Linked DNA regions of Mus musculus: region 1 is linked to region 2. The links are chromatin loops, found by intact Hi-C in ENCODE. Cell type or tissue: left cerebral cortex. All regions are shown on one strand. Each heading gives the region's core, and the rest is flanking DNA. Links, peaks and the distances in the headings are about the cores only.

Region 1 (16,169 bases), core at 3,856-11,855, 49 kb before region 2:
AAAATCAAGATATTTTAGTGAGTTAAAAAGAAAAAAAAATTCAAAGACAGAATACCATATAGCCCAGGCTGACCTCAGACTGGCTTGGGCATTCAGGCTGCTCCTAATGCCTTAGTCGCCTGTCTTCTGCGCCCAAGTGCTGAGCTCCCAGCTATTCACTGCCACATAGGGCTTTAATTTTCCTTTTGAATTACCACATCATATTAACAGATTTGAGGGGGAAATCTGATCATCTTCAAAGCTGCAAAACAGCCAACATTTGGCTCATATCATTCACACATATTAATTTATCAGATGTTTGTTTTATTTTGTTTTTGGTGATATTATACATTGGCAAAACTAGGATTTCATTAATTCATATACTGCCAGTTAAAGTACAAATTACTAGTAGCATTCAGGAAAACTATCTTGCAGTTGGTATAAAAGCCTCTATAATTTTGTACTTAGTAATTAAGCGAGCCTCTGGGGAGGCAGCAGATACAAAGGCAGGACCCGTAATGAAGGCTTGTAGTTGGGGAAGCATTTGCTACACTGTTTATAAAAGCGACAAAGGGGAGAGAGAAAACATGGCAGAGCCATCCAGGAACAGGAGAACGAGTGGTCAGTTACAAGCTAGGATTTACGCATGAGAACGACCCTGTGGTCCTTTAGTTAGGTGTTTCTATGAAATCCTTAGACTGAAAACTCTCTGCGATGTGGCGCTAAGTTGTCATACACCATCTGGGCTTGCACTACAGTGCTATGCCCGCTACGGAAATACACAGAGGACTCCATTTACCAATATCCTCACCATCTAAGGTTTTGCGGGACATGAGAAGGAGTTTGTGAGCTGCACAAACGCATACACAAACACTAGCGAATGAAGATCTGCGGTGATCGCCAAATTCCCAGCAAGAAAGACAGAAGAGGTCACACAAGACATCTCAGAGGATGAAGGCACTTGTTACCCAGCCTGACAACACCAGTTGGAGCTTTGGAGCCCACATGATAGAAGGAAAAAAACCCACTCCCTTATGTCTTATGACCTCCAGATGTGAGCCATAGCATGCATGCTCACACACACACACACACACACACACACACTAAATGCAATATAACAATTTAGAAAGACAGTAGAGACTATGGCAAATGAGCCTGATATGAACAATATGACAGTGAACGCCTTACTAGAGGCCATTAAGGAACCCAAACAACAATTCACAAAGCTGTTCCTCATTACGATTGTGTCCCAAAGCCTCCGATGAAGCAAAAGGTGTGCTATGCTTTATTTTCTTAAATAAGTCCCTCCCAACCCACTCTAAGTCTGTATTGATTGATACTTTCAAAAACAAGATACTTTTTATGAGTGTGTGTGTAAATCGGTATGCAATCAATTGGTTCATATGTCCCTGTCACCTGCTACAGAAGGAAACAGAACGTGAGGGAGAATTGAGCACTGAACCTGGTGAACTATAGCCTGGCTCTGGAGACTTGGGTGTCCTGACTGGTTTTCTGGTGGCTGAGTAACTCTCCTAACACTCAAAGAATGTGTGAATAATTCCACAGGGGGAACACCCATCCTCTGGGACTTGCCTGGGGTATCTGAGGGAGAGGTGGTTGTGTCCTTTTCAACGGAGATACTGACATCCAAGAATTTCAGGGTGACACCCGCAAGGCCATAAATGACACGTCTTTTGATGAGAGGTTGACCTGGCTCCAGCTCTGTTGGAATTTGTTTGCCCCTGGGATGTCTACTGAAAAATGTGGTAAGACTTCAGACTCAACAAAGCCTGTGGGAGGGGGAGGTCTGTGGGTCTGTGGGTCTGTGTGTCTGTGTGTGTGTGGGAGGGGGGGGGTTCTATGGGTGTGTGTCTGTGTGTCTGTGGGAGGTGTGGAGGTGTCTGTGCATGTGTCTGTGTGTGTGTCCTGTGTGTGTCTCTGCATGTGTCTTATATATGTCTCTGCATGTGTATGTCTTGTGTGTGACTGTGTGTGAGTGTGTGTCTGTGTCTCTGTGCCTGTGTGTCACACGTACTTGTGTACATGATGGAACTAAAAGCCAGAGGTCAATGGGATGTCTTACTAAATTACTTCCCCACCTTAAATTTTGAGACAAGTCTCTCACTGAACCTGACAATCACTGTTTTTGTATCATTGACTGGCCGGTGACTACCAAGATCTGCCTGTCTCTGCCCCCTGCGCTGGAATTGTAGATGCAGGTCACCAGGCGCAAATCTTACTTGGGATGCAGGGATATGAATTCTGGTCCCCATGCTTGCATAGCAATTGCTTTGTCCACCAAATCTTCTCCATATGCTGTATTTTTTTTTGAGACAAGATCACTCACTGGAGTCCCTCTATTTGGCCAGCCCAGCTGGCTAGCAAGTTCCAAGGGGTCTTCCTGCCTCTGCCTTCCCCCTGGCATGACTATAGGTGTATGTTACCCCTCGTGAGTGCTGGAGGTACAAATGTGGGTCCTCAGCAAGCACCCTGCAGACTGAGCTGTTGCCGGTGCCCCTGCTTTGTTTCTTTCGTTTTGTTTGTATGGAGGTGTTGTGGTTGTGATTGTTGGTGTTGAGGCAGGGTTTTGTTGTGTAGCCCCGGCTGGTAAGGAATTCACTTTGTAGCCCAAGCTAGACTGAATTTGAAGCAACCCATCCATCTCAGACTACGGGGCACTAAAATTTACAGGTGTGAATCACCATATCTGACTCAGGCCATGGAGGGCAAAAGCCCTGCACACCGGGGAGATGCTCAGAGAAGCCAGAGATACTGAGCCTAGCTCCGGAGACACATCCAATTCCCCTGCCCTATACCTCCTGCCACCTCTGAACTAAACTCCCAAAGACATTTCTATGACTCTAACAGCAAGAGGATCCAAACCTGTAGCTAAATCAACCCTGTTCTGGGTCTCTGTTGAGGTCATAAGTTAGCATGGCTACACCTGACAAATCGACATATTCTTTAGAGATTTGTTCAGAATTTCTACCTGGGCCTCTGTTGGGCTACATTTCCACAATCTTTATTTGTTGCTGCTTTTTTGTTTGTTAGGTATTTTTAATTGTGTGTGTGTGTGTATGTGTGTCTGTCTGTGACTCTGTGCGTGTGCGTGTGTGTGTGTGTTTAAGTTTTCTAGGAGACCACACAAATAAGATTCCCTGGAGCTGGAGTCACAGATGGTTGTGAGCTGTCTAATGTGGATACTGGGAACCAAACTCAGATCATCTCCTAGCCAATATGAACTTTTAACCACTGAGCCATCTCTCTACACCTCACCATCTTTTCTGTTGGGATACAATTCCAAACATAGATAGAATCTCTGAGTCCACACTGGGTCCCTAGAGAATCTCATCAATGTGCCTTAGTCACGGGGCAGGTACAATTGTAGTGGGCGAGAGCCTCAGTGTGGTACAATTGTAGTGGGTGAGAGCTTCAGTGTGGACTCACTCGCCTTCTTGCCTTAGGCCTGGAGCTTGTTTTCATTCCCAGCACTGCTCAGTTCTTCTGTGGGGCTCTGAGATTCTCTCTTCAAGATGTGTCCTCAACACTATCTTATCTATAGAGGCCAATGACAGACTCTCGACAGAGGCCACAAGGGAATCTGAGCTTAAAGCCAGGACCTCCTATACCTCCTCTCTTACTAGGAATCTCAGGAGCAGGCTGGGCATGATGGTGCATGCCTTTAATCTCAGTACTTGGGAGGCAGACACAGGCAGATTTCTGTGAGTTCGAGGCCAGCCTGGTCTACAGAGAGTTCTAGGACAGTCAGAGCTACACAAAGAAGCCCTATCTCAAAAGACAGACAGACAGACAGACAATCAACCTTAGGAACAGCACAGAGTGTGGCTTCAAAATATATGCATGACAGTCTTAATAAGAATTTAAGGCCATCCTGGCTACATGAGACCCTGACAATGTCACCACCACCACCACCACCACCACCACCATCACCACCATCACCATCAGCACCACCACCACAATAATAATAATAACAACAGCAACAATAACAATTACTTGAAAATATAGCACTCAAATATTCCAAATTTTTAGCTTCTTTTAACTTTGGAAAAGTAACATTTTTCTGTATCTTTCATGTTCATTTTAAATATTCAAATAGTACTTTTCCCTTTTTTTTTCTCTGAATGTCTATTGCATTTCATTTGTTTTAGCTTTTCTGATTTTCTCATCAAATCATTAAAACTTTTTCCATCCTGCTCGATGGAATCTTGATGAAGTTTCTGCGTCTGAGATCATTTCAAAGTTGCTCTTGATCCAGCCAAGTTCACTTAATGATCTACCCTCTGCTGCTTTCTCATGGATCAGACCATCTTTACTTACGTCGTTAGAAGCACACTGCTTTCTTAGGGAACAGACAGTTCTCTTGGGCTTCCTTGGACAGATGGCAAAGCAAGAACACTTGCTTGCTACCTGAGCAAGAGGACCTGAGTTCATATCCCAACACTCTCATAACAAGCCAGGTATAACCCCAGTGCTGGGGCAGGCATGCAGAGGGGCAGAGACAGGAGGGCCACTGGGGCTGGATGACTGAAGTATAACTCCACATTTGGTGAGAGGCTGTGTCAGGGAATTACTGTGGAAAGTGATGATAGAGCAGGGTAGCAGAAGTCCTCCTCCACCCTCCATATGCCCACCCATGTGCACAATGTGCACATACCACACCACACACACACACACACACACACACAACATATATATATATATATATATATAAAACGGAGAAAGAACATTGAACCAAGAGGGGAAAGGTAGAAAGCTCTGAGACTACAGGTCCCTAGGTGGCAATTTATTTGTTAAACTTTCAGCTACTCAGGCAAACCAGGCCCAAGTCTACAGATGCTGAAAGCAACCCTGAGCACATACTCAGGAACCCTTCCAGGCCACCCACAGGAAGCTAAGACTGTGGCGTTTCTAGGAGTGGGAGTGGAGAGCTATGAATAATAGCTTCTACATTCAGGAAGTGGGAAAATAAAATTTCCTACTTAAGATTTGAGGTAGAAGTAATGGCCCATTGTGTTCTGTGTGGGCTCTGTATGACAGTGGAGAATCCTAAGGTCTGGTGTAACTGTATGGCAGAGGTCTTAGTTGTTTAGCCTTCACTTCTCTGTGTAGGGATGTGGGAAGGGCACAGCCAGCCTTAAAATATTAACATTCTACACAAGTTTACAAAGGCAGGGAAGAAAAATGAGCAGGAAGGCTAGGGAAAGAATAAAGCAGGGGAGAAATGGGAGGGGGGACTTCATTTCAGTGTGTTTAATTTTTAGAATAAATTTGCCAGAAGAAGGAGAGGATATGGGTTATAATTTGATTAAATTTAGACAATAAGGACAATTGGGTGAGAAAGAGGCCACACATGACAAGAGCAACTACATCACTGCATAAGGCAAATTCTCTGACCTCCCCTTGCCCTCAGAGGAACAGAACTTTCTACTCATGGGGCAAGAGCCTGCACCATGATGGAGCCGAAGGCAAGCTAGGCCTTCTGAACAGGTCCAACCTAAAGGAGCCTGGAAGGTGAGAATGATTCCACAACAGAGAGAGGGGGGAGGGGGAGGAGGAGGGGAGGGGGAGGGGGAGGGAAGGGAGAGGGGAGGGGAGGAGGAGGGAGAGGGGGAGGGGGAGGGAGAGGGGGAGGGGGAGGGGGAGGGAGAGGGAGGGGGAGAGGGAGGGGGAGGGAGAGGGGGAGGGGGAGAGGGAGAAGGAGGAGACAGGCAGAGATAGGCAGAGACAGACAGAGACACAGAGACACAGAGGTCCCTGAGACAGGGAGACACAGAGAGTGCACTGAGGACCAAACCCTAGGCCTTGAGCTTGCCAGGCAAGTGTTCAACCCCTGAGCTCAGTCTCTGTCCTCTATATTCCACCCTGAGATTCAAGAGCTCTCTGAGAATCCAGACTCGATTCTCATCTTATCATAGCCTCATCTTGTAGTCCCCAGGCAAGATTCCCAGTCTTTTCATTAACTTCCAAAGGAAGTTTCCAGGTAATCCTGTTAGGATGGCCACCAGGGCCAGTAAAATTATTAGTCGTACTCTCCCCTAAGAAAGAGCAGATTTGCTGTTAGTCAAGAGAAAGCCATGGCCTCTGCAGCAGAAGAAAAGAGAAAGTGAATCAGAAGGAAACACGGAGAGCGAGCCAAGGTATCTAAAGCCAGCTTGCAGCCATGCACGACGGTAGATGGAAGATCCCCTTTCATGGGGATGAGGGCACCGCCTACCTGCCAGGGTCCCACCAATAACTAAGACTCATGAACAGTTCCAAAAAATGAATAAAATGGTAAGCAATTTGTTTTGTGATTAACAAGGTTTGATTTAGTTTGGTTTTCTACATGGGCACTGATCTACATCACTCCAGACTCTCTCCCTATGGAACTCCCCTTATCCTAAATCACACACACACACACACACACACACACACACACACACACACACACACACACACACACACACACTTATATGTGCAAATCTGTATATATAACCTACTAACTTCATGTAGTTTTGCTTGAACGTGTATGCGTCTGGTGAGGACCACTTGGGATTGGACAACATATGTGGGAGTTTGTCCCAGAAGGCAACTGGTTCTCTTTCAGCAGCCATTGGTCATCTGAAGCTCTTCATCTTGGGATGGAACCACGTGGGATTTGCCCTGTCTACACTGGCGCATCTACTAGCATTGTCATTTTGCTGGTCTTGATCAGGTAAATGATTTATAAAGCATGAAATACCTTACACAGCTGTGTGAATCAGCTGGGACTAAATGAGTGCGGACACTTCCTGAGGGTCCCCTGGAGATGATGTACCAGACTTAGAAAGTTAAATGAAAATTCATGGCCAATTTTTTCCTAGATGTCCAGAAGCTGTGCCTATAAGTGTTCTGAATTCTACGGGCTGCCTGCGAAAGGACCCTAAGCAAAAGTCGCCAGGAAGCAGCTAAAGTGACCCTTGAGGCTGGCCTCTAGGAGCTTTGAGTGCTGTGTTTCTAAGCCATTGGAATGGGAGGGAGAGGTGACTGAAAGGACAGGGAGCTTGTGGATCATAGACATCTGGCTACCACACCCTCATCTCCATCCTGTCTGAAATCGCACCCCTGGGGCTGGCCTGAAGCACAGCCCAGACAAGCGGGGGTATAAAGTGCTTCTCCCGGGACTCACCCGGCACGTCCGTCCATCCTGGGCTTGTTTTCTCTTCTCTGTGTTAATTTTGCAGCATGCCTTTCAGCTTTGAGGAGATAAAGCCATGTTGACTTCACAAGCAAGTCCAAGAAACCAAAGAACTCTGGGTCTTGCTCCTGGTAAACTTTAGAGTCACGGCTTCCCCCTTGGATCTGCTTTTTCTCCTGTCAGTAAATGAAAATAGAGACACAAACAGTCTCAAAAATATACCTTAAGGGGGCTAGTAAGGTGGCTCAGCAAGTAGAGGTGCTTGCCATAAAGTCCAGCAACCTGAGGTCAACCCCTAGGGCACACATGGTGGAAAGAAGTATGCAAACCAATAGTGTCACGGCTCCATAGTCTGGTCAAGGGGAAGGTTTTTATTGTAGATATACGAGAGAACAGCCAGAAGCATCGGAAAGAGTCCAGAGCAGAGAGAGAAAGAAGTAGACTGAACATAGCCAGAAAACTGGACCAGGGCACGAGAGAAACAGGAGCACAGCAGAGAGAGAGAGAGAGAGAGAGAGAGAGAGAGAGAGAGAGAGAGAGAGAGAGAGAGAGAGAGAGAGAGAAACAGAGACACAGAGAGAGACACAGAGAGACTATCACAGAAATTAGCAGAGTTTTAAAGAGTAGCTGAGGGGAGCCAGTGAGCTGGAAAACTTTGGGTAGGAGAGGAGGCCAGAAGAGCTAGGATGCTAGCATGGACCTTCTAAGGAGTAACAGTACTTGTGATACTGAAGGATCCTGGATGACTCTGTGAGAGCTCTGAGTGAATAAAATAGTAAATATGAACATGTCACATCTCGCTTTGCACAATCTAGGTCAACATTAAAATGGATATTGAATATTTACCTAGCAGGTTAACATTTACCAAGTGTCTTATATTTAATGCCCCAGTTCATAATGAAAGCTTCCTGCAGGCTAGTGCTAGCCAGGCTCTAACTGGTTCCAAAGGATTGGCATCCTTGGTATTGTTGCCCTTGGTTAGCCACTCCACACTGTAGGGCTGACCTGTGTAACCAATAGACTCTGCAAGAATGAGGGGTACAGTCCCCAGGATTAGACTGTCATGAACATTGCAATTCTCACCTCATTCTGTCTTGGGTGACTCCCTCTGAGCAAGATAGCTGATGTCTGTGAGTACTTCAAGCTCCCTCGGAGAAGCCCACATCGTGATAACAGGCAAGAATAGCTAGAAAGAAGAGCATCCAGTCCCCCAGGGAGTCTTTGGATACCTGCACTCACTGCCAATCCCATTTGGGTTTTTTGCTTGTTTTATATAATGTCTTTATTGAAATATAATTCACATGCCATATAATTCAGCCACTTAAAAGGCACAGTTGATGGCATTTTAGAACAGTTACAGATACACGTAAGCCATCAACACCTGTGCCCTTTAGCTGTCAGCTCCTCATTTCCCCGGCCTGCGTCACAAAGCAACCACCGAACAACTTCTAGATTCATCTCTGTCGATTTGCCACTTAGATATATTTGAAGAAGTGGATTCCTTTAGACTAGGTTTTTTTTCTTTTCAGTTTATTTATTATTGTATGTTTATGTGCATGATTCAAGGAGGCAGAGACTTACATGCCACGGTGTGATTGGGAGTCAGAGGACAGCTTTATCAGCCTTCACTCTCCCACTCTAGGTGGGTTCTGGGAATGAAACCTGGGTCACTAGGCTTGCCTGGGAAACACCTTCACCCACTGAGTCTTTCCCCTGGGCCAGGGTGTAGTAGTTTCTGACTGACGGGTATTTACCGTTATGTTTGCAAAGTCAGTCTGGGTTATAGCATGTGTCAGAACCTCGTTTCCTTTCATGGCTGAATAGAATTCTGTTCCCGTTGTTTATACGTGTATTTTGCTTGCCCATTCATGGACATTGGGTTGCTTCCAACTTTGGGCTATTGTGAACACTGTTACTATAAACACTGATATACAGGTTTTTATGTGGGCATTTATTCTGACTTCTCTTGGGTATATATCTAGAAACTGATGCTGGGTTGTAAAGTAACTTTTATGGGCAGTCACTTGAGGAGCAAACAGTACTGTTTCTCATCTTCACCAGGTCTCTGAGGGCTTCTATTGTTCCACATGCCCAATGGTCCCTGTTGAATTGGACTCTCTGTCCTGGCCACCCTGTGTGGATATGGCATTGATTTGCTCTTTCTTAATGACTTACAACGTCTACCATTTCTTCATGTTCTCTTGGCCGTGTGTATATTTTCTTAAGAGAAATGTCTACTCAAAGCCTTGCCCCATTATTTAGATTAGTTGAAATGTATCATTAAATTGTAAATCCTTTATAGACTCAAGATATTTCCCAAGTATATGATCTGCAAAAATGTTTAAAAATCCACTTCATATATCACCTTTTCTTATATTTTAAGTACTTGAAAAGGATATTTAATGTGGATATTAAGGGAGGGGGTGTTCTACTAAATATGTGCAGAGATCGGAGAACAACCTGTGGGAGTTAGTTCTCTCCTTTAACTGTGTGGGACCCAGGGATCAAATTCAGATACTGAGGTTGGTTGCAGACACCTTTACCTACTGAGCCATCTTGCTGGCCCATCCCAGCCTCTTCTCATCATTAATAATAATACTTTGGGCAACACAGAATATATTTTAATTTTAATGAAATCCAGTTTGTCTTTTTCTTTTATGGATCATATCTTGGTTATTTTATTTGATTGCTTTTGATTTGTTACATTGCTTTATTTGTTTATTTGGTTGGTTAGTTGGATGGTTGGGGTGCACAAGTGTGTCGGTGTGTGGCTACGTGGGTGTGTGAGTGTGTGCGTGTACGAGTGTGTAAGAAAGTACATGTGTGCATATATGCAAAGCCAGAGAACAAATTCTACCACATAGGGCCTAGGTCATGAGGCTTGTCAATGGGCGCCTTTATCCACTGAGCCAGCCCACATTTCAGTGTTATAGCTAAGAATCCATTACCAAATCCAAAGTCATAAAAATTTAGCCCCGTGTTTTCTTCTAACAGTCTTTTAAACTCTTACATTTAGGTCGCTGACTTGATTAACGCATTCTGCTTTGATTAACTTCTATCTGGTGCTAGGTTTGGGGCCGACATTACTCTTTTGCCTGTGAATGAATGTCCAATGATTTCAGAACCAACTCCCCTGTTGAGTGCCTGCCTTCATGGTTGGAAAATCCCTTCACATGGCTGTACATCTGGATGTACTTGCTCAGATCCCTCATACTATGTGAGTCTGCAGTGTCTCCATTAGTATGGTTGGTGCTCTCTTTAAACTAGAACACGTGGGCATCTTCCAACTTTTTTTTTCCTTTTACCACGATAGCTTTGACTATTCTGGCTCCTTGCAAATCCATCTTTACAAATTCTAAACTCAGCAGTTTCTACAAAGATGCTGCGATTTGGACAGGACTTTCATTGAATCTACACACTATCTTAGTTAGAGGATATTAATGTCTTGTTAATTCCCAAGTCTTACCCACAAACATGGAGTGATTTCTCTTTATTTATTTAGATCCTGTTCAACAATATCTTGTACTTTTCAAACTATGGTTTTCATAATTTTTTGTAAAAATTTGTTCTTGATATTTTAATTTTAGCACTAAAAAAAAATTTGAACTTTGGGAGTCATTCATTGAGGTATATAAAAATACAAAACTGTGTGCTCCCGCGGCTGCAGAGCTTGTGTGGTCACGGCCAGTTCTCAGCGCAGCACGCGCCTTCAGCAGCACCCAACCGCCACTCCAGCCTCTCACCATGCCTACAGACATGAGCATGTGGACCGGGCCGCTGAGCCTCCACGAAGTGGATGAGCAGCCCCAGCACCTACTGCGGGTCACCTACACCGAGGCGGAGGTGGAAGAGCTGGGCCAAGTGCTGACGCCCACCCAGGTTAAGCACAGACCCGGAAGCATTTCATGGGATGGCCTTGACACAGGGAAACTCTACACCTTGATCCTCACAGACCCGGATGCTCCCAGTAGGAAGAAACCCGTGTACAGGGAATGGCACCATTTTCTGGTGGTCAACATGAAAGGCAATGACATCAGCAGTGGGAACGTCCTCTCGGATTACGTGGGTTCCGGACCTCCCAAGGGCACTGGCCTCCATCGCTATGTCTGGCTGGTGTACCAGCAGGACAAGCCACTGAGATGTGACGAACCCATCCTCACCAACCGGTCTGGAGACCATCGTGGGAAGTTCAAAACTGCAGCCTTCCGCAAGAAGTATCACCTGGGAGCCCCGGTGGCCGGCACGTGTTACCAGGCAGAATGGGACAGCTATGTACCAAAGCTGTACAAACAGCTGTCTGGGAAATAGGAGGATCTCTTGATGATCATGGCCACTCCTGCCATATTATTATCGGGTTCAGCAATGAGTGGCATGTCTTTCCTTTTCCCATTCCCACCTGCCCAAGGGATTCTTGAGCTGTTGTAGGGAGGTAGTTTAGGATGACTTTTTCTCACCCTAAAGATTCCAAATAGTTGCACCCAGTTGGTTTTGATCAAACTTAAGCTCCATCTGGTGGAGATTTGGCACTGTGATGGACTCGTTATATTGGTAATAAAAGAACAGTAACTCTGAAAGTAAAGAAGGCAAAATCCAAGGGAAAAGACCAGGCCTACAGGAAGAAAGCAAGGACTGGCCTCTGCCTCTGTTCTGAATCAGGAGCTGTGCTCAGTGGTTCCAGTTCTCAGAGTTGTCTGAAGGTCCTGTCTCCCACCTGCACAACCAGAGACTTAGTATCTGGGTGATCCTAGGCATACAGCTGGACAAGTATCTGTGTCTTATGCCTCCATTAAAGAGCAGAGCTCTGTTAAGAAGCAATCAGGAAGACACCTCTGCTGTGTGCTGGCTTGGCATGAGCCCGGATGCAGTCCTGAACAAAAATAGTTATTCTGGGAGTTGTTTACATTAATTCTGTTTGCTTATTGTCAAATTAAAAAAATTAAAGCAGAAAACAAACTATATGATGAATTTTTGTGTTGTTGATCTTATTGAATCATTTGTTGAATCGTAATTGTTTCACTACTTTGGTTGGTCGGTTGGTGGATTTATTAAAACATTTCTGGGGTTTTATTAGTTTTTTATTATTGTTGTTTTGTTTATAGTGTCTCATGTAGCCCAGGCTAGTCTCCAAATTCTGACCTTCCTACTTCTATCCCCCTAGTGCTGGGATTATAGGCATGTACCATCATGCTTGTTGGTTTTGTGGGGGTTTCTCTTGTTTTTCTTTGGTTTTTGAGTCAGCGTGTGGTGGTTTGAAAACGCTTGCCCCAGGGAGTGGCACTATTAGGAGGTATTGCCTTATTGGAGTAGGTATGGCCTTGTTGGAGGAAGTATGTCACTATGGAGGTAGACAATGAGACCCTCCTTCTAACCATGTAGGACCCAGCCTTCTGGTGGACTTCAGAATAAGATGTAAAACTCTCAGCTCCTCCTGCACCATGCCTGCCTTGATGCTGCCATGCTCCCACCTTGATGGTAATGGATTGAACCTCTGAACCTATAAGCCAGCCCCAATTAAATGTCTTTACAAGAGTTGCCTTGGTCATGGTGTCTGTTTACAGAAGTAAAACCCTAACCAAGACACAGGGTCTGCTACATTAGCCTGTTATGCACTATGTAGCCCAGGCTGGCCTTGAACTTACAGCAATTCTCCAGACTTAGCTTGCTAAGTGCTGAGTTATAGAGCTAGATGATAACTGGTTTTTCTTGATTTTGTTTGTGTGTGTGTATGTGTATGTATGTATGTATGTATGTATGTATGTATGTATGTATGTATGTATGTATGTATGTAAAAGACCATTCCTTCTGTGAATAGGGATGGTTTTCTTTCTCTTTGATCCAGCTCCTGTCTGATTGTCCTAACTAGATCCACTAATAGAATCAGAGATCAAAAGAGCCAGGACAGCATCTTTGTCATGTGTCTGACCTTCTGTGGAACCATCCAATCTCTTCTCTTAATGTGATGCTAGCCCTGGGTTTTCAGAGATGCCTTGTACCTTGTTGAGGAAGTTTCCATCTAGTCCTGGTTTGCTAATTACTTGATCCCCAAAGTGTGTCGATTTCTGAAGTGTTTTCTCTGCACCTGTTGGGATGATCACAACATTTTTATTCCCTTGATTACTGAGTTGCATCCATTAGGTCACAAATGTGACCCACGACCTTACAGGAGATACAGAGCCACAACTGCCCTGCCAATGGGCTCCTTACGTTGGAGTTCTCAGCCCACAGAATCTGTATGTGACAAATGCTTGTCTGTTTATAAGACACAGATTTTCAGGGTAATCTTTAATACAGCAAAAGTCAACTACCCCTACACTGCTGTCAGTGGTTTATAGATGGGGAAACTGAGACTCAAGTGTCTAACTGTCTCCTAAGCTCATCCTGGGTTAGAATATATGTGATCTATTTGAACTTGGTCTTCTGGCTTAATTAGCAAGATTCCTTCACACAATCTACCACCTTCAACAGCTCAGCCCAAGTTTATTACACATTGTAGCTTGTGGGTTGGCAGGTTCAACTCCCAGGGATACATAGCTGGGGTGCCAGTAGGGACTAAAGAGTATGCCTGGGCTCACAGTGGCATCTTTCTGAAAGAAATGCTTCCTTTTCAAAACATCCCAAAGCCACAGTCTGATGGCCAAGCCCTGGAGGCTGCTGCCTTTCAACTCTTCACAAGGGTTCTGTATAAAGTCCAAATGATATAAGTAAAAAGGGCCATCTTTTCACCCATTCCTAGTTTTAAATGATGGTCAAGCAATATGCATCAATGTGACTCATCACAGACAAAAATTTAAATCTGTAAGATTCATTATCGTGCCTCTCTAGTCTCTTTACCATTACCCCTGCTCCCTTGGCCACATCCGTTTCTTCCCTCGAGCCTGGTTCTTAGGAAACAGAAGAGTCAGGGGAAAAAATCTCCTAGAGGCTGGGAAAGTAACTCAGGACATCTTTCTTCCTACACTTCCTGTCTCAAAAAGCAAAATGCAGACCAATAGAGGAAGACACCAAGAGCAGCCCTTGCCCTCCACATATGCATGCACAGGAACACACATATATGAGCATGCATGCATACACTATGCACACACAAATACACTAACATGTATACACACACACACACATGGTCTTCTGATAACTAGTTGAGTGCCTGCTATATGCTAGTACTTGACTGGATGCTCTATTGCATATCATGAATATCATTAATGTTCTTGAACGTGGGAGCCATGTATTTCTTCCCCATTTTACAAATTTGTGTTACAGATAGAAAGTCTACTGAAAAGGGAGGGGGAAACTATCAAAGTCACACAGAATAAATCATGAAACAGGTATCAGCACTCAGGTCTATCAAACTCTAGTTCAAACACCGGCTCTACGACCTCTCTGTTCTATCTTAAGAACATGTCTGGAAATGTCTGTGGTGATTTGAATGAAAATGGCCCCCACAGGCTTCATAGGGAGTGGCAATATTAGGAGGTGTGCCCTTGTAGGAGTAGGTGTGGCTTTATTGGGTAAAATAAGACAGATATCCATTCCTCTTAATAGTGTAATATTACCAGGTTTTTACTATGTATCAGATATGTGCTAGGCCTATAGCATTAAGAATTGTAAGTATATTCCCTTTCGTCATAGAGCTTTTTAAACTGCCCTTTTGCTTACACACACACACACACACACACACACACACACACACACACACACATTCGAACATAAACATGTACGCACACACAGCACAACTCAAAGCACACAGTTACCTGAGTGTGCTAGGTTTCTTAGGTTTCTTTGTTATCATGATAAACACTCTTATTATGACCAAAAGCAGTTCAGGGGCTTCCAGGTCTCAGCCCATCATTAAGGGAAGGACCCAAGGAAGAACTTGAAGCAGAAGCCACAGAAGAACATTGATTCCTGGCTTCCTTTTGAGCTCATGATGAGTTTGCTTTCTTATACAGCCCAAGACCACTTTGTAAGGGAATGATGCTGCCCACAGTGGGCTGGGCCACCTGATGTTCCACAAACACACCCACAAGTCAATCTGATCTAGGCAATTAATAGAAGCTTTTCTCTAAAGTGATTCAAGGCTGTGTAAAGTAGGAAAGTGTAGGAGTTGATTCTGATACTAAGGTCCTGTTCCCCAACTGGTTCTTAATCAATCAATAAAAATGCCAGGGGCCAATTGCTGGGCAAAAGGAAAGTGGACTTCCAGGTTCCTGCAGACAGGCTGAGATGCAAGAGGAGGAAGGGAGTTTTCAATATGTTTCAGAAGAAAAGGTGACCAGCCATGTGAGATCTTGGGAGGAATGGCCATAGGCCACTTGCCCAGGTGGGAGATTAGAAATGCAACTAGGCTGAGGGAAGTTGTGGGCTGCTGAACAAGGAGACGGTAACTGAGCAACTAAAGTTGAGGGCAGATTTAGGGTGCTGAACTAAGAGTATTGGGATGGGAATGCTAGCCAAGGGAGGTTAGAAATGCCCAGCAATTGAGCCAATAAGGCAGGTTGAAAAATAAGTTAGTGTGTGTTTGTGTGTGTGTGTGTGTGTGTGTGTGTGTGTGTGTGTGTGTGTGTGTGTGTTTCATCTGAAGATCTGAGAGAACCTGGGTGGAGCACGGTCTGCCTGGAGCATAAAGCAGGGTAGCAAAAACTACATGCAACAGTAAAGAAACTGTGCACACAGCTCTCACTGAAACCCCTGCAGTGAAAGGCTCTGTTGCTTAAGAATGGGATTCAAAACTTTTTCTCACCTTTGTATGTGAATAACCAGATCATACACACATATGCCTCCAAGCAACTACCTAGGGACTACAGTCTTCAGAGAGGCTGGAACTATTTTTCTTACAGAAGGTATAGCTGGAAGAAAGATAGTGAGAAGAGACAGCTCTCAGGAAAGCTCGGCGTGAACTCAGGGATGGCTGCTGGCTATTCCTACAGTTATAGCAAGGAACCTCAGAGTGTGACAGAGTTTAGGTTCACTTCAGAGCAACATGAAGAAAGAATTAACGGGCCACCCACACCCTTATCTG
Region 2 (16,169 bases), core at 5,261-13,260:
GCAAGTGAGCACCACGGGATTGCTGCATGTGTGACAAGTGGCCAGGTACAGTGGTACACCTGGAACTGGAGACACAAGAGTCCAGCCGCCATGCTGGTCACCAGTGAGATGAAAATTGGCAGCTGATTTATTGGAACTGTAGGAAGGGGCCAAAGACCAAGGCAGGCCCTTCATCCTGAGAGTGTGACAAAGGATGTCACAGTAGAAACCAAGATTAGAGCTTGTCCCCGTAGAGAGGGGACAGAGCATTAACGTCAGTGTGGGGATGCCCAGGTGAGCCAGGTCATCAACAACAACAACAACAACTCTTGGGTCCCAGAACTGTAACAGATTTGAGTCTGGGAGCCTGGGATAAAGGGCCACAATTAAAGATTGCTAACAATCTGATCCACGTTGGTTCTAATCAAAGTCCAGCTGCTTCTGAGATGGGAACCGTAGAGATGTTTCGGGGAGATGTGTCTCTGTGAGTCTCTCGTGGTTTTTAACATGGTTCGGGGACTCTTTCTGCAGACATCTGACTGGTGAACAACCTTGGAAGAGAAAGCCAATGCTTTCCTTTGGAATGTGAGTCAAGCTTGCCTTCTGCCCACTATGAAAGGGTTGGGCTCCCTCGGGCAAAGGTTTCTTTTCTCTGCTCAAACCCATTTCCTGTGCAGGTGTTAACTGATGTACTGTACGATTTACACACACATACAAAATTTACTTCTTCCTCCCACATCTTTCTCAGAGGGATTGTCATGCTCACTACAAATACCAATGCACTTATATTGTTATAAATAATTATTATTATTAATACAAGCTTTCTAGCTCCTCAAAGTCAAGGCCCTCATCTCTGTCTCTTTGTCTCTGTCTCTGTCTCTCTCTCTCTCTGTCTTTCTCTCCCTCTGTGTGTGTCTGTGTGTGTGAGTGTGTGTGTGTGTGTGTGTGTGTGTGTGCATGTGTGTGTGTACACTGATTATTGTGAATGTTAGTGGGGTATACATATCCCACAGTGAATATGTAGAGATCAAGAGAACCTGAGGTGTCTATCTCTGCCTTCTACCTTATTGGAGACAATGCTCTTTTTGTTGTTTTCCCATGGTCTACAGTTGTCCAATCAGTTTCTAAGAATTCTCCTGTCTCTGCCTCCCAGCTCTCCACAGGGCTGCCGGAATTACACACGTGGGCTACTATGTCTGGTTTCTTGTGGGTTCTGAAGATTCAGACACGGGTTATTAGGTTATTATTCTTGCATGGCAAGCACTTTTGAACCATCTCTTAATCTATAGGAAAACATTTTCAAATATTCTGGGAAGAGACCAGGCACATAATTTATATACATCGACACCATTTAATAATCCTTCCTTCTTGGGTGTTATCTTTAGCTCTATGATCTGATTGTTCGTGTGTGTGTGTGTGAGGACAAGGGTCACCTCCCCCACCTCTTCTGGATCAGGTATCTATACTTAGCTCCTGAGCAGACCACAAAAGATCCCACAAATCTTTGTTAGTTGACTGTGTCTGGTGAATTGTATCTCGCTTGTCATTGTTCTGCATAACTATTACCGGGGAGGCTTCACGAAAAGTCAGTAGGGAAGAATGTGGCTTGCTTCAAATCAGTTTTACCGCTGCTTTGAAGAGGGCAGGCTAGAGAGAGGGCGGGCTGGTAAGAGCTGCCTGCAGAAAGGCAAGCCCACTGAATTTATCGGAGGCTGCCTGAGCAGTAAATGTGCTCATAGGACAACTGCCTTGAGTGTATTATGAAACACAAACTTAAGTATTAATATATGCAAAATGAACTGCAGACATTCATGTTATTTCTTCCCTCCAGTTCATCATGAGGAGCAGGCCATCTGGCCTCCCACAGGAACAGTTAGGTCAAGGCCCAGAAGCCACATCATCTCCCTGTTTTCGGGATCTCTGAGCCACAAAACATGTTATCTATTTCAAAAAGATGTTAATGGAGTCATAAGACCTAAGCTATTACAGTCAACAAGCAATACATCTAACGAGCAAAAACAAAGTCATGGGAGCCCAAATAAGGCTGGTGTTACAAATGGATGTTGTATTATTTAGGAAGCTATTTATTTCCTCTAAGATAATTGTTGTGTGGGATGAAGGGCAGTGCCTTGGCCTGAGCTTGTAGTCAGGCTACGATCCTCAGACTCGGGGTAAACTAAGGATGAAAAACTCTCTGTCAGATGATGGCAAAGGTCAGGGTGTCAGCTGCTGAGGCGTCAGTTCTGAGCCATGTTCTGCTGTCACTGCGGAGGTGATATTTCTTCCACAAGGCAAAATATGAGTCTTTTTTTTTCAAACCTGTAAATAAATGTTTACACCACAGAAGTGGCCCACGTGGAAGTACGTCAGTGTTAGACTCGAATGTGTCAGAGGAGGATCACAGAACCACCCTGCCCTCTGACCTCCCAGGTAACATCAAAACTGGTGAGACAAAATGAGGTGATTTCACACGTGTACCTGTTCCTGAAAGCAGCCGCCAAATGTTAACTATCTCCTCTCTTCCCAGCTCAACCATAAATGAAGGGTCAGAGCAGAGCCAGGTGTAAGCTGTAGAGAGCGGAGGTCCGTCATTGCAGGCAGCAGACACACGGGACACTCACTGGAAGATGGGGACTAATTGCTTTTAAAACACTCGTCCTGTGAAGAGTTCTGCCTTCGTTAGCAGGTCCTGGTCTTTCCAGCGGGTTCCTCTCGTCTCCAGGCAGATGGCACACAAGGTGGTCAGGAAACGAGATTCTTCTCTCCCTCTCAGTAGCCCATGGGGGATTTAAAAGCCATTGCATGCTGGGGCATGTGACTTCCACTATTGCTAGCTATGTGTGTGGCCACCTCCAAAGGACCGACTATATGGTCACTCCAGTATGGTTGGCCAGGTCCACCAGCCCACCCAGAACTGGAACCAGAGGCAATATTTCAAACATCCTTTATTAGTGAACATTGATGGCTTATTTTTTTAAAAGAAAATCAGAAACAACAGTGATCTTTTCACTGCAATACTTTATTGTGGCTGCTGTTTATGCCCAAGATGTGCAACTCTCAGCTTGGTGAAGTGCAAATTCCATCTCCAAAAATTAAGCACAATTATGCTGATGGCAGATATCATGCAGGTTGAGTCCAAATAGTTCTGAGATGCCAAGGCGAAAGGCCCCTTTCCCTCTCATCAGCGATGCCCGTCGTAAGAATTCAGTACTATAGCTCCCTTCCTCTTTGGTCCTGGGGTATTTTTGTTGCAAAGGATGGTGATAATAAGTGGTGTGGTGTGTGTGTGTGTGTGTGTGTGTGCGCGCGCGCGCGCGAGCAACATATCCATGTATGGGGGTGTGCATGAGTTGCAGGTGTGCATGCATGCATTTGTGTGTGCATACACTTGAGCACTCACCTAGAGGCCAGAGGGCAGCCTGCAGCATTATTACTCAAGTACTGTCATCCTTATTTTGAGACAGGCGTTCTTTGGCTGGTAGCGCACCTATTAGGCTGGGTTAGCCGCTCTGCCTGCCTCATTCCCCGGCACTACGGTTACATGTACACACCACTGTGCCTGGCATTTCATGTGGCTTCTAAGGATCAAACTAGGAAGATCAAGCTTGTGCGACCAGCACTTCACACACACACACACACACACACACACACACACCTGAACCGTCTGCCCAGCTCCCAATGCCCACCGCTATGTTTCATTTTCTTGTTTGGTTTTTACCTTGCTTCCCCCACTTGAGGAGACAGAGTTGGAGAAAATGCTCAGACCAAGCTTCTATCTCCCGTTTACCAGGAAGGAAACAAGGCAGAAGGGGTCAGCTCTTCTGGCCACGGATATTTGCAGACGTTGGAATAAGCCAGCCTCTTATAAGAACTTGAAAGCTTCAAATGTGTTTGGTAATGGGCTCTATCTGGAGACTTGCTGTACTGGCCACGCAAATGTTAGCTTTTTAATGACAGTTCTTGCTTCTTTTATTCTAGGGTCTTGGCATGCTCCAGGATGAAAGGCCCGGGCAGCCTGAAAGGGATTAATGACAGACTGTGGGTGTGATTATCCTCCCACAAGGACACCTGCAGTCTGGAGGGGAGAGGTGAGGCTTCCGCCTGAAGCAACTGATGGACCGTGCAGCTTTTGCTGCTTCAAAAAGAGTCTTGCCATGCTCGGGTATGGCGGCCATATGTGTAATCCCAACATTTAGGAAGCTAAGACAAGAGGATTGCACATTTGAAAGTAGCCTGGCCTATGTCATGAGATCTATCTCACAAAAAAAAAAAAAAAAAAAAAAAAAAACCTGCTGAGCATAGCAGTGCATGCCTATAACCCTAGCACTTAGTAAGTAAAAGCAAGAAGATCAGATTCAGGGTCATCCTCCGTTACATAGAGAGTTCAAGGACATCCCAGGCTACATGAGACTGGCTAAAAAGCTAAGAAGAGGGGCTGGAGCTAGAGAGATGGCTCAGCAGTTAAGAGCACTGCCTGCTCTTCCAGAGGTCCTGAGTTCAACTCCCAACAACCACACGGTGGCTCACAACTGTCTGCAACTCCAGTTCTCCAGGGAATCCGACATGCTCAAACACCAATGCTCATTAAATAAATAAATAAATAGATAGATAGATAAATAAATAAATAAAACTTGTAAAAAGGTAAGAAGAGGAAGAAAAGGATATGGGGTGGGAAGAGGAGGAGGGGGAAGGAGGGGGGGAGAAGGAGGAGGGAGAAGGAAGAGGGAAAGGAGGAGCCCTCCAAGACCTAATCAGTTGTTTTGAGAAGAAAACTGAGGGCTGCTGATCCCAAGGTGGAAAATTCATACAACAATGAAGCTGACTTCAGGAAAAGCCCAGAGCTTTCCAAAGACCAACAGACTCTGCCTAGTCTGTTATTTAAAAAAAGGAAAAAAAAAAGGTTTAAGGTTTTAGCACACTGTCACCATCCTTAACACTCCCTCCCTATGCAGATGTCTTGGTTAGGGCCCCAAGAGCTGAGAACACTCAGGGCAGCTTGTGCAGACTTCAGAGCATTTCCAAGCATGTAACCTTAGCATCTGCATCGACAAGATGTTTGCGGTAGTTATCCTTGTACTGATTAGTAACGACGGCGTTTGGTTCCTTATCACTTTCTGCATCATTGCTACTGTGGTTCTTGAACACATTTCTCCATGTTGGCTCTGCTTTCCTCTATCTGCTGCCTGCCTGCCTGCTTGCCTGCCTTCTGTGGAAACAGCCTGGGAATGAAAGGCCATGTGTGGAAAGACAGGAAAGCTCTCTATTTGACTTGGATTTCCAGAGCAGGGCAAGTGGGGTGGACAGTGTCAGGGAGTGTCAGGGTCACCTAAACAGACTGCTCCTTGACCTGGAGGACTTGAAAGGGACCAGACCTGGGTTCAGAACAAGTGAATGGTCAGGGCAGAGGGCAGGGAAGCCCAGGTTGATGTCCCCACTTGAAAAGATCAGAAACTGTCTATCCTTGTCTTTACACACTACAGTGTAACAACTCTTTGCTTTATCTGTCTTTCCCCTCCCTCAATGTAGGAAATGCATCACACAACTAGGGACTAGAATAGCAATTTAAAATGCCAGTTTATAAGGAGGTGGCAATTAAAAGGAAAAGGGGAGAAAGAAAGAAAGAAAGAAAGAAAGAAAGAAAGAAAGAAAGAAAGAAAGAAAGAAAGAAAGAAAGAAAGAAAGAGAGGGAGGAGGGAGGGAGGAGAGAAAGAAGGGGAAGAGGGAGGAGGGGAGGGGAGGGGGGAGGGGAGGGGAGGGGGGAGGGGAGGGGAGGGGGAGGGGAGGGGAGGGGGGAGGGGAGGGGAGGGGAGGGGAGGGGAGGGGGGGGGAGGGGAGGGGAGGGGAGGGGAGGGGAGGGGAGGGGAGGGGAGGGGAGGGGAGGGGAGGAGAGGAGAGGAGAGGAGAGGAGAGGAGAGAAGAGAAGAGAAGAGAAGAGAAGAGAAGAGAAGAGAAGAGAAGAGAAGAGAAGAGAAGAGAAGAGAAGAGAAGAGAAGAGAAGAGAAGAGAAGAGAAGAGAAGAGAAGAGAAGAGAAGAAGAGAAGGAGGTTGTGGATATAGCTCAATTGGTAAAGTGCTTGCTTGACCTGCAGAAAGCTCTGGGTTCAAACCCCAGTGTTTGATGCATGGCTACACCCACCTACCACCCCCACATTGGAGAGATGGGTGCAGACATTACAAGTTTAAAGACATCCTGGCCTACATAGCAAGTTCAAGGTTACCCTGGACTATGTGAAAGCCTGTCTCAAAAGACAGAGGGAGCAGGAGACAGGGACAGAGACAGAGGGACAGAGAGACACAAAGAGACATCAGTGAGAGGTTTGTGTGTTCTGGGTACCAAGTTGACGTTCCCTCAATTAGAGGAGTGGAGCAAAGACCTTTCAAGTTTGCTGGCAGCAGCTGCGGCTGCTGCTGCTGCTGGTAGCACAGGTTGTGGTGGTGGTGGTGGTGGTGTGTGCATCTTTACTTATCACAAAGAGGAACTTCAGATGCCGGGTGTGGTGGTACCTACTGGTAACACCAGCACTCAGGAGGATGAGTCTCAGAAACACAGAGCAAGGAGCAGGGGGTGAGAGGTTGGGGGAGGACTTTCTGCACAGTGGGAAGTATCAGAGCACTAGCTAGGTGGCTCATCTTTACTGCTGGCTGTGAGCACTGACTTCTGTTCACATGAAGCATTCGAGTAGACATTACCAAGGCCCCTTCTGATGCTGTAATTCAGATAGTCCTGTTAGTTAAGCTCAAAGGGGCTTGTGGTCACCCCAACAGGTCACACCCCCTCCAGTGATGAGTAGAACAAGCAGCAGGGGGTAAATTGTCTGTGAGCTTCCTGGTGCGTTGAGGAAAGGGACAGAGCCATTGAGGAACATAAACAGAGAAAACCCAAGCCTCTTCCAAAGGACAGATGCCCTCTGCCCTGTCCTGCTTACTGTGACAAAAGACAGTCTCAGACACCCTCGCTTCTGGAAGTTTCCTCCTAAATCAGTTAGCTGTTGGGTGTGATTGGAGTGATGTGTCCCTTCCCCTGACAGACCAAGACACAGAGGAAAGCTGGGTAGCGTCAGGAATTATTTTGTTACTAGCCTATCACCGTGGCAAAATGTCTGTCAGAAATAGCTTCAGCAGGGACTAGGTGTATCGCAGCTCACGGGTTCCAGAGATGTCCGTTCGAGATGACAGGAAAGCAGGGACAAGAGGCTGGGAGGATGTTGGTGGAAGAGTGAGAGAAGCAGAGAGCAGGGGACTGAGGATACAGCTCAGTTGGTAGAGCACCAGCCTAGCACAGGCAAAGTTCTGGGTTCTGTCTCCAAGACTGTGGCAAGACGGGCCTGGTGGGAGGTGCCAGTAACCACAGCACTTTGGAGATAGAGGTGGGAGCCAGAAGGTCAGAGTCATTCTCAGCTGCATGCGGAGTTCAAGGCCAGCTTTTGTGGTAAACACAAACATACACAGAAGCAGAAGGCCAGACTAGAACTGGAGGTAGGTTAAGTCTCTCACAGCCTGACCCTGGTGGCCCTCAGCTAGGCCCTGTGTCCCAAAGGTTTCCGGATCTTCCAAAACAGTATCAAACATGAGCTGGGAACCTAGATTCCAAACATATGAGTCTCTGAGGCTCATTTTCATTTTCATTTTCAAGTCTTAACACTAGGACAGGCTTAAGGTTCCAAAGGACCTGGAGTCTGAGTGAGTCACCATATCATAATAGACCTTCCCTCAGGAAATCTGTTCCAGACTCCACTCACAGACAGCCCTGGCCTGAATACCCACCAGTCACTCCAAGGGGTTCTAGATAAAACCATGGCTAGTCAAGACAAATGTGTGAGTGTTTGGAAAAAAGAGAGCAAATCTGTGCATGTCTCCAGCTCCTGAAAGACAGCCATAGCTGTACCTGGGTTACCTCAGAGCAATCTCAGTTATTTGTGGAGAGCCAGGACCACCAAAGGACCTCATTTCTGAAACTAAGGCCACCAAGGGGACCTCATTCCCAGATTCCCTTCTAATAGCCAAAGAGATATTGGTACTTTGCAAACAGCTCATTGTCACCTCTGAAGGGAGAAGCTACCAATTTCTAGACCTTGGGTGAGTGACATCATAATAGTCCCTTATAGTGTGCTATGCTTGACAGTGGGTGTGGCTCCTGCAGATGCTAATCTCAGATGCTCCTGGCAACCCTGTGAAGCAAACATACCCTATATTAACATTCCTGTATTAAAACCCAGAAACTAAAGGCTCAAAAGTGACATCGTGATGTATTTAAACCCCCCAAAGCTAGAGAGTCAGACTTTGGTGTGTGGACTAAGGACAGGCATCAGTTCAAAAGAGATCAAAAGGCAGCCTAACCAAGACTCTTTGCTGTGGACAACCTACTTTCACTCATGCCCCTGTGAATGTAGGCCCCAAGCAGAGGGTTGTGCCCACGTTCCTTTGTAAGAGGTTCCAAACTTTGTCTCTGTATCTCCTTCCATGGATATTTTGTTCCCCATTCTAAGAAGGAATGAAGTATCCACACTTTGGTCTTCCTTCTTCTTGAGTTTCATGTGTTTTGCAAATTGTATCTTGGGTAGTCTAAGTTTCTGGGCTAATATCCACTTATCAGGAGAAAGGACCATCCAGAGACTGCCCCACATGGGGATCCATCCCATATACAACCACCAAACCCAGACACTATTGCATATGCCAGCAAGATTTTGCTGACAGGACCCTGATATAGCTATCTCTGTGAGGCTATGCCAGTGCCTGGCAAATATAGAAGTGGATGCTCATAGTAATCTATTGGATGGAACACAGGACCCCTAAAGCAGGAGCTAGAGAAAATACCCAAGGATCTAAAGGGGTCTGCAACCCTATAGGAGGATCAACAACATGAACTAACCAGTACCCCCAGAGCTCATGTCTCTAGTTGCATATGTAGCACAGGATGGCCTAGTCAGCCATCAATGGGAGGAGAGGCCCTTGGTCTTGCGAAGATCATATGCCCCAGTACAGGGGAGTGCCAGGGCCAGGAAGCAGGAGTGGGTGGGTTGGGGAGCAGGGCAGGGGGGCGTGGTATAGGGGACTTTTGGGATAGCATTTGAAAGGTAAATGAAGAAAATATCTAATAAAAAAATGAAAAAAAAAAAGTAAGAGGTTCCAAATCCCTGGCCAGGGTTTAGCTTCACAATGCGTTCTCCCCATGTGCACACAACATCCGAGGACCCAACAGCCGAAAAAGTTAACAGCCCCAGCTTCCCTTGAGCATCAAATTAGCAGTTAATATATCTGAACATCCACACCGTCCTTAGCAAGTCTGGCAGGGCTGTATGGCCAAAGAGAAATGTTGTCTATTCTCAAGGGGAAGGAGAAGATACACATTAAGTCACACGGAGCACAAGATGTTTTGCAAAAGACCTAGAGCATAAAATCTAAATGTGGGAGTCAACGAGAAGTGGCTCAGCTCTGGCTGCTCTCACAGAGGACCAAGTTCAGTTCTCAGCACCCACAAAGGAGCTGAAAGTGTCCATAACATCAGTTCCAGAGTTACAGATCCTCCAGTCACAGCATTACACTCTGCCCTCTTCTGGCTTCTGAGGGTACTGCACACACAGGAGACACAGGCACTTATACAGGCAAAACACCCATACATATTTTTTCAAAAAGCTAAATATAGGCAAAGTCTCGCTCTGGGAAAGATCGGTATGTATCAAACATATTTGTGGTGCTTACTGTCGTTAACAAGTGAAAACTCGCTGGCAGACTTGACTGCGGGCTCTGGTTTCATGAACCTCATAGATGACACAACTAATATAGTCCCGATTCCCTCTCTCTTTTAAATTTCCTTCCTATAAGTTATGGTAACTGATAACAACAGATTCCACCAGAATTCCAACAGAATAAACAGTTCAATGTTTATTCTGTGCCTGGCATTCTAAAACGATCTGTAATTAAGTCCCTCCAGGGTTGTATATAGAAATTGAGGACTAAGGAAGAAAACTGGGGGGGGGGGGGATACGCACTCCCAAAGTGGCATGGCTTATAAGTGTGGAAAGGCAGCGTGCAAAGATATCTGTCTAAATTCAATGTTCCTAGAGGTTTGTCTTTCCCATTTTAGCTTTATGGCATTCTTGTGAAGCAAGCAAGGAATGTTTTATTAGAGCCTCCATTTCAGAGGTGGAGTACCACAGGCAGGTTCAATGACTTCCTTCAGTGTTTTGGCAGGAATCCTACAGTCCTCCTCTACTTGCAGCCCACACCATTGTCTCCCTAGCAAACCATCCATTACCACAGCAAGGGGGGTAGCCAGAATATGACAGTCAGGCCTGAGACTGACAGGTAAGCCAGAGTGGATTCCTCGAAGTTTTTAAATACTTTACTAAGTGGCAAGACGGGATCCGAATGTTAAAGTGTCTGCCGTTTGCCCCTTAGGGAACGCAGCTGGAGACTCGTCAAAGAAAAATGAGAAAATCACCGGATGCTGCCCAGAGCCCTCAAAGCCAAGAGCAGACACCTTTGAACACCTGTCCATTTTAAGACAGGAGACCTCGGTCTGGATCCCGGATGGTTACAAGGACTCCAGATGCCATGAAAACCCCTCTCTGCAGATTCCATCCTTTCAGTTCCATTTCACAGAGTTCATCTTTGAACTCTATTATATTAGTTAAGTACCATAGAGAGCTTCCTGCCTCAGACTTTTATCTTAGCCATTATAACCCTGGCGTGTGCTCTCAGGAACCACCCTATGGTCTTATTTACTTATTTGCCTCCCATGAGCAACTCTCTGAGGATAATAGCTTCAAAACCCACCAAAGTCCTCTGTCTATGACTGTTCCAAGGACAATGACGAAGTGTCATTCTCCCTTAGAGGAGGACACACCCTCTCTCTCCTCATGCCTCTCGTCTTGTAGCTCTTGTGCTTAAATCTATAGTGAAATTTCTTTCTCGCTGTTATTTGATTTCATACCTGTATATTTTGAATTGAGGGCATTTTCACCACTCTATATTAAAGTATCTTTATTAATGTCCTCAAAGAAATAAAAAAAAAAATAAAACCCCACAGTAGCCAGGTGTGGTAATCCTCTCCCTGTGGGTAACTATGAAACAGGAGAATGTTAAATTCAAGGCCAGAAGGGGAAATATAATACATACTAAGACACTGAGTCAAAAAACAAACAGGAAACATCATACCACAGTGAATGACACATTGTAAACGGTCAATAAAGACCAGCTAGTCGAGGTTTTATTATTCCTGATAAGTTTAAATATATTAAATTTAAGGGCAGTGTGACTAACAAATGCATGCAGTTGAATTTCTTTATTTCTTTATTATTTTTTTATTTTTATTTCTATCTGTTTTTGAGACAAGGTCTCATGGAGCCCAAGCTAGCCTCCAATTTGCTGGGTAGCTGAAGATAATCTCAAACTTGTCATCCTCATGCTGCCACCTCGCCGTGCTGAGCGTCCAGGCTGCCACCACTGCACCAGACTCTATGATCCCCTATATGATACCAAGGATCAGCCCCGGGGCTCTTCGCGTGCTAGGCAGGTACTCCACTCACTGGGTTACACTCCCAGCTCCCTATATTAATTTTTTGTTAATTGAAAGTAGGGAGATTCAGAGAAGGCAAAATTAAAAGCATGGGACATAACTCTCCTTAAAATATTAGGTGTGCGACACAGTAAAACAAACCCATTTCCAGTTTTGTGACTGTATTAGTTTCCTAAGAATTACCACAAACTTTGTGGCTTAAAACAAGAGAGCCTTCTTTTCTGAGCGTTCCGGAGGCCTAAAGCCTCGACTCTGTTTCGTCAAGACACAGTTAAGGCGGCAGCAGAGCCGCCCAGCGCCCAGCGCCCAAGAGGGTTTTTTGTGGCCGCTTCCTGTTCCTGGTACCTTCAGTCTCCCTTCATCCATGGCTTCAGCATTGCCATCTCTGCATCTGAGATCCTCTTCTCTGTGGCTCTCTCCATTCCGGCCCATTAGGGTTTGTGGGATTGCACTTGGGGACCACCCGAGGATCAAGGAGAACCTTAATTTACTCTTGCCTCTCTTGTCGTTTTAGTTACACTCTCATATGTAACCAAGTCTCTTCAGACACAGAAGGCAACGCTCACGAGCTTCGGGGATTGAGATCGAGTATTTTGGGGACTCTTTTCAGTCTAGCACACTACTATTTTTCATTTGGGGGAGTTTTGTTTTCCATTTGATATTTTGAGACAGGGTCTCCCTATATGACCCTAGGTAGCCTGGAGCTCCCTATGTAGCTAGCCCTGGCCAAATTTCATGAACTCCCAGAGATCCACCCGCCTCTCCCTCGTCAGTGCTGAGATTGCAGGTAAGGCGCCGTGTTTGGCTCGCTAAACTACCTTTCATGGTAAAATCTCTATCCAGCCTTATTTCCATCTCGGTCACCATATCCATAACCTGGGAGCTCAGCAACGCCGGTGACTAGGCTAGAGCAGGTTCAGTCTGAGACCTCCACACGAAGCTCCAGATACCAAGTAAGCTGCTCTGATTGGACCCATCTTAAGTCAGCAAAGGTTAACTGAGCGAGCCCCGGGTTCCCAGCTGTAGGAGTCCCACAGAGCCAGCTTCCTGCTTTTAGGACTAACCTAGGAGAAGCGGAACTCTGGGGAATCACGGTTCCACTTCCCCTTTTGAAAAAAGATGGCAGAAATCAGAAGCCAAAGGAACGTGGAGTCAGAAGGCATGTTCAGACACCAGCCTTGGTCCTAGAGCAATCTAAAGCCAGTTTTGCAGATGGTTACATCTACTCCCAGAAAGCAGTAGAGAATTGTCTAGTAGCCTCTGGGCCTTTTTTTTTTTTTCACATCTGTTAACATATTTGAAGATTACAAATTCCTTTTTTACTTTTTATTGGTTTTTCAAGACTAAGTTTCTCTGTGTAGACCTGGCTGTCCTGAAACTCACTCTGTAGACAGACAGGCTGGTTGCCAACTCAGAGAGCCGCCTGCTTCTGCCTCCTGAGCCCTAGGACTAAAGGCTAGGCCCTAGGACTGCCCAGCACAAATTCAATTTTTAAGGATTGCGCTATTACTCTGAATCCGCTGGCTTCTTCCTCAGCAGGATACTGCAGAAGCAACACTGTATCCTTCTAGGGATTCATATCTAGAGACTCACAATGTCCACCTAAGCCTTAGTTTTCATCATGTTTTTAAGATTTTATTTTATTTTTAATTACGTGTATAGTTTCTTGTCTCTAGGAAGGTATGTGCACACGAGAGCAGTGCCAGAGGATGCCAGCAGAGGGCGTTGCATCCCCTATTGGGGCCAATCCTCAGAAGCAGCTTCAAGCACTCTTTACTGCTGAGCCCTCCCTCCAGCCCCAGACACATTTTCTGATTTGTCTCCTCCCACAGGGCATCTGGCACACTTTCACAAACACTCCACATTTTTACCACCAGACGGATAAAGTACATCATCTAACCCGGCCCCCAGACCGCTTCACCTCAGAGTGACTTTACACTGCTTAAAGACTGTGTTCCCAAAACACGTCGAGTGCATTTTGTTTTGTCCATACCCTTTGGCGTGCTCACAATATTCATGTGAAATATACTTGAGTTCAGTTGTTTCCGTTTATGTACAGTCGGGGGTTTCTTTCCCTCCTGGTCTTGTTTTAATTTTATTCTTCAGTAGGTATGACACTGGTATGCTTTTAAAAGATCAAACCTGGGCTGGAGAGATGACTCAGAAGTTAAGAGCACTGACTGCTCTTCCAGAGGTCCTGAGTTCAATTCCCAGCAACCACATGGTGGCTCACAACCATCTGTAATGGGATCTGATGCCCTCTTTTGGTGTGTCTGAAGACAGCAACAGTGTACTCACATACATGAAAGAAATAAACACAAACCTATCACTTGCAAAGTCTCATGTCACTCCCTCCAGAGTCATTCCATCCTGTCTTTTCAACACGCCATCAGCATTTTTGTTCTCTGGCTTGCCGTTCCTGTGGCTCCAAGCCAGCTTTGCTCTCCTTTCTTACATGAAAGGCATCGTGTGCTCCATGTTCCCTCCTGCCCTTGGAACACTTTCATTTGATTTTACCTAGAACCAGCTCTTGTCAGTTCACAGATGTCACTCGCATGCTGCATTGTTTTGCGTTTTATAGCACGACACTACTCCAACATGGTCTAGGCCGAGTCCCATGCAACATTGTAATGAATAATTTCATGCATTCATATTTCTATATTGTAGGGAGTGTGTCCTCAGGGTAAAACTCTGGAAGGCGGTTTCTGGGTTGAGGGATAACACACATGCAGTTTCGGTAGATGCTGTCAAATGCTCCTCCTCCTCCCTGTCGCTCTTCCTGTCCCCACCAGCCACAGTGCAAGGAGTGGTGCTTCCTAACCCTCAGCAAGAGACAGTTGCCAAGCTTTTGAATTTTACCTCTCTGGAAGCTGAGAGATGGTATCTAACTCAGCATGTAGACCTACAGACCAGGCTGTCTCTGCTTCTGGAGTGCTGGGATTAAAGACTTGAGCCGCCATAGCAGTTTTATGTATTTATCTACTTTAAAATTTACTGAGTAATGTCGCAATTGTTGTTCATTTATTTGATTGGTTGGAGGTTTTTTGTTTGTTTGTTTGTTTGTTTGTTTGCTGTTTTGTTTTGTTTTGTTTTGGACAGGGTTTTATGGCCTGGAACTTGTCAACTAGACCAGGCTGACCTTGAATCTGCTGTAATCCTCCTCCTTCTACCTCTGGAGTGTGGAATTAGGGACATACATTAGCACAACCTGGTCTTCATAGTGAGTTCCAGGTCAGCCAGGGTTACACAGTGAGATTCTATCTCGACCACTGAGACACAGTAAGAGCAAGGCAGGCTCTTCCTTCTGTGTTGACCTGACATTCTTTCTTATTTGCCTGGATACTTTAGGTGGTGTCTTAGTCAGGGTTTCTATTCCTGCACAAACATCATGACCAAGAAGCAAGTTGGGAAGGAAAGGGTTTATTCAGCTTACAATTCCATACTGCTGTTTATCACCAAGGAAGTCAGGACTGGAACTCAAGCAGGTCAAGAAGCAGGAGCTGATGCAGAGGCCATGGAGGAATGTTCTTTACTGGCTTGCCTCCCCTGGCTTGCTCAGCCTGCTCTCTTATAGAACCAAGACTACCAGTGCAGAGATGGTCCCACCCACAAGGAGCCTTTGCCCCTTGATCACTAATTGAGAAAATGCTTTACAGTTGAATCTCGTGGAGGCATTTCCTCACCTGAAGCTCCTTTCTCTGTGATAACTCCAGCTGTGTCCAGTTGACACACAAAGCCAGCCAGTACAGGTGGTTCATTAGAATCCTATTGATTGAGCAGCTCTTATCCCATCGGCACCATACTAAAATAAACATCACAGGAGTGAAGCAGGAATATCTTTGAACATCTTAGAGTGTCATGGAAAAAAACAAAACAAAACAAGATAAGCCACCTAATGAAGCAAACAGCTCAAGTGGCCATGCAAAGGACATCCTGGTGCTAAGCCCATCTATAATCCCAGCACTTAGTGGGTTGAGGCAGGAGGATTGAGAGAGTGGAGGCAGCCTGGGCTACATAGGGAGACACTGCTGTGAAAGAAGAAAGAGAAGAAAGGGAGGGGGAAGGGAAGTTTTGGGAAGAGAAGGGAAGGGAAAGTGTTTGAATATGCTTGGCCCGGGGAGTGGCACTATTAGAAAGTGTGGCCTTGTTAGAGTATATGTGGCCTTGTTGAAGGAAGTGAGTGCCCACTTTGGGGGTGGGCTTTGAGACCCTCCTCCTAGACACATGGGGGTTAGTCTTCTCCTGTTTGCCTTTGGAAAAAGGTGTAGAACACTCAGCTCCTCCTATACCATGCCTGCCTGGACGCTGCCATGCTTCCTGCCATGATGATAATGGACTGAACCTCTGAACCTGTAAGCCAACCGCAATTAAATTTTGTCCTTTATAAGAGTTGCCTTGGTCATGCTGTCTCTTCTCAGCAATGGAAACCTTAACTGAGACAGAAGTTGGTACCAGGGACTGAGGCATTGCTGTGATAGAAACTGACCATGCTTTTGTTTGAAGGAATGTGGATTTTGGGACTTTGAAAAGCAGTGGAATATTCTAAGTGGGGCTTAATGGGCCATCCTAGTAGGAATATGGAAGACATTGGTGTTGAGAGTGATTTGAACTTTGGGGGCCTGGCTCAAGTGTTGTCAAAGGAGAAGAATGTTAATATGTGGCCTAGAGAATA

The links. Hi-C counts contacts between places; a loop is a spot of excess contacts. Peaks named below come from ENCODE experiments on the same cell type or tissue, not always from the same donor. Only the 100,000 strongest peaks of a DNase experiment are listed, where the experiment ranks them.
Region 1: it touches region 2 in a loop (2.0-fold over the local background); 7 of 42 quality-filtered maps call a loop at or near these places.

Annotation. Positions count from the first base shown.
Region 1 is chr6:135,305,079-135,321,247 of GRCm38, reverse strand. Pbp2 (phosphatidylethanolamine binding protein 2) reads left to right here and starts at 10,864. Exons shown (of 1, transcript NM_029595.3): 1 at 10,864-12,119. The coding sequence starts at 10,901. The coding sequence ends at 11,464. It overlaps Gm36640 (a long non-coding RNA gene), which reads right to left. Exons shown (of 4, transcript XR_378071.3): 4 at 7,249-7,332. Gm36582 (predicted gene, 36582) reads left to right here and starts at 1,687. Exons shown (of 4, transcript NR_157238.1): 1 at 1,687-1,745; 2 at 5,411-5,511; 3 at 6,587-6,694; 4 at 6,843-9,093. In left cerebral cortex, for the core only: no CTCF peak of the experiment used is centred there; DNase peaks (open chromatin) are centred at 4,612 and 4,887; H3K27ac peaks cover 239 bases.
Region 2 is chr6:135,257,706-135,273,874 of GRCm38, reverse strand. No RefSeq gene overlaps it. Among named protein-coding and RNA genes, the nearest start is that of Gsg1, 11 kb to the right of the region's middle. In left cerebral cortex, for the core only: CTCF peaks have their summits at 9,543 (motif pointing left) and 13,173 (motif pointing right); no DNase peak of the experiment used is centred there.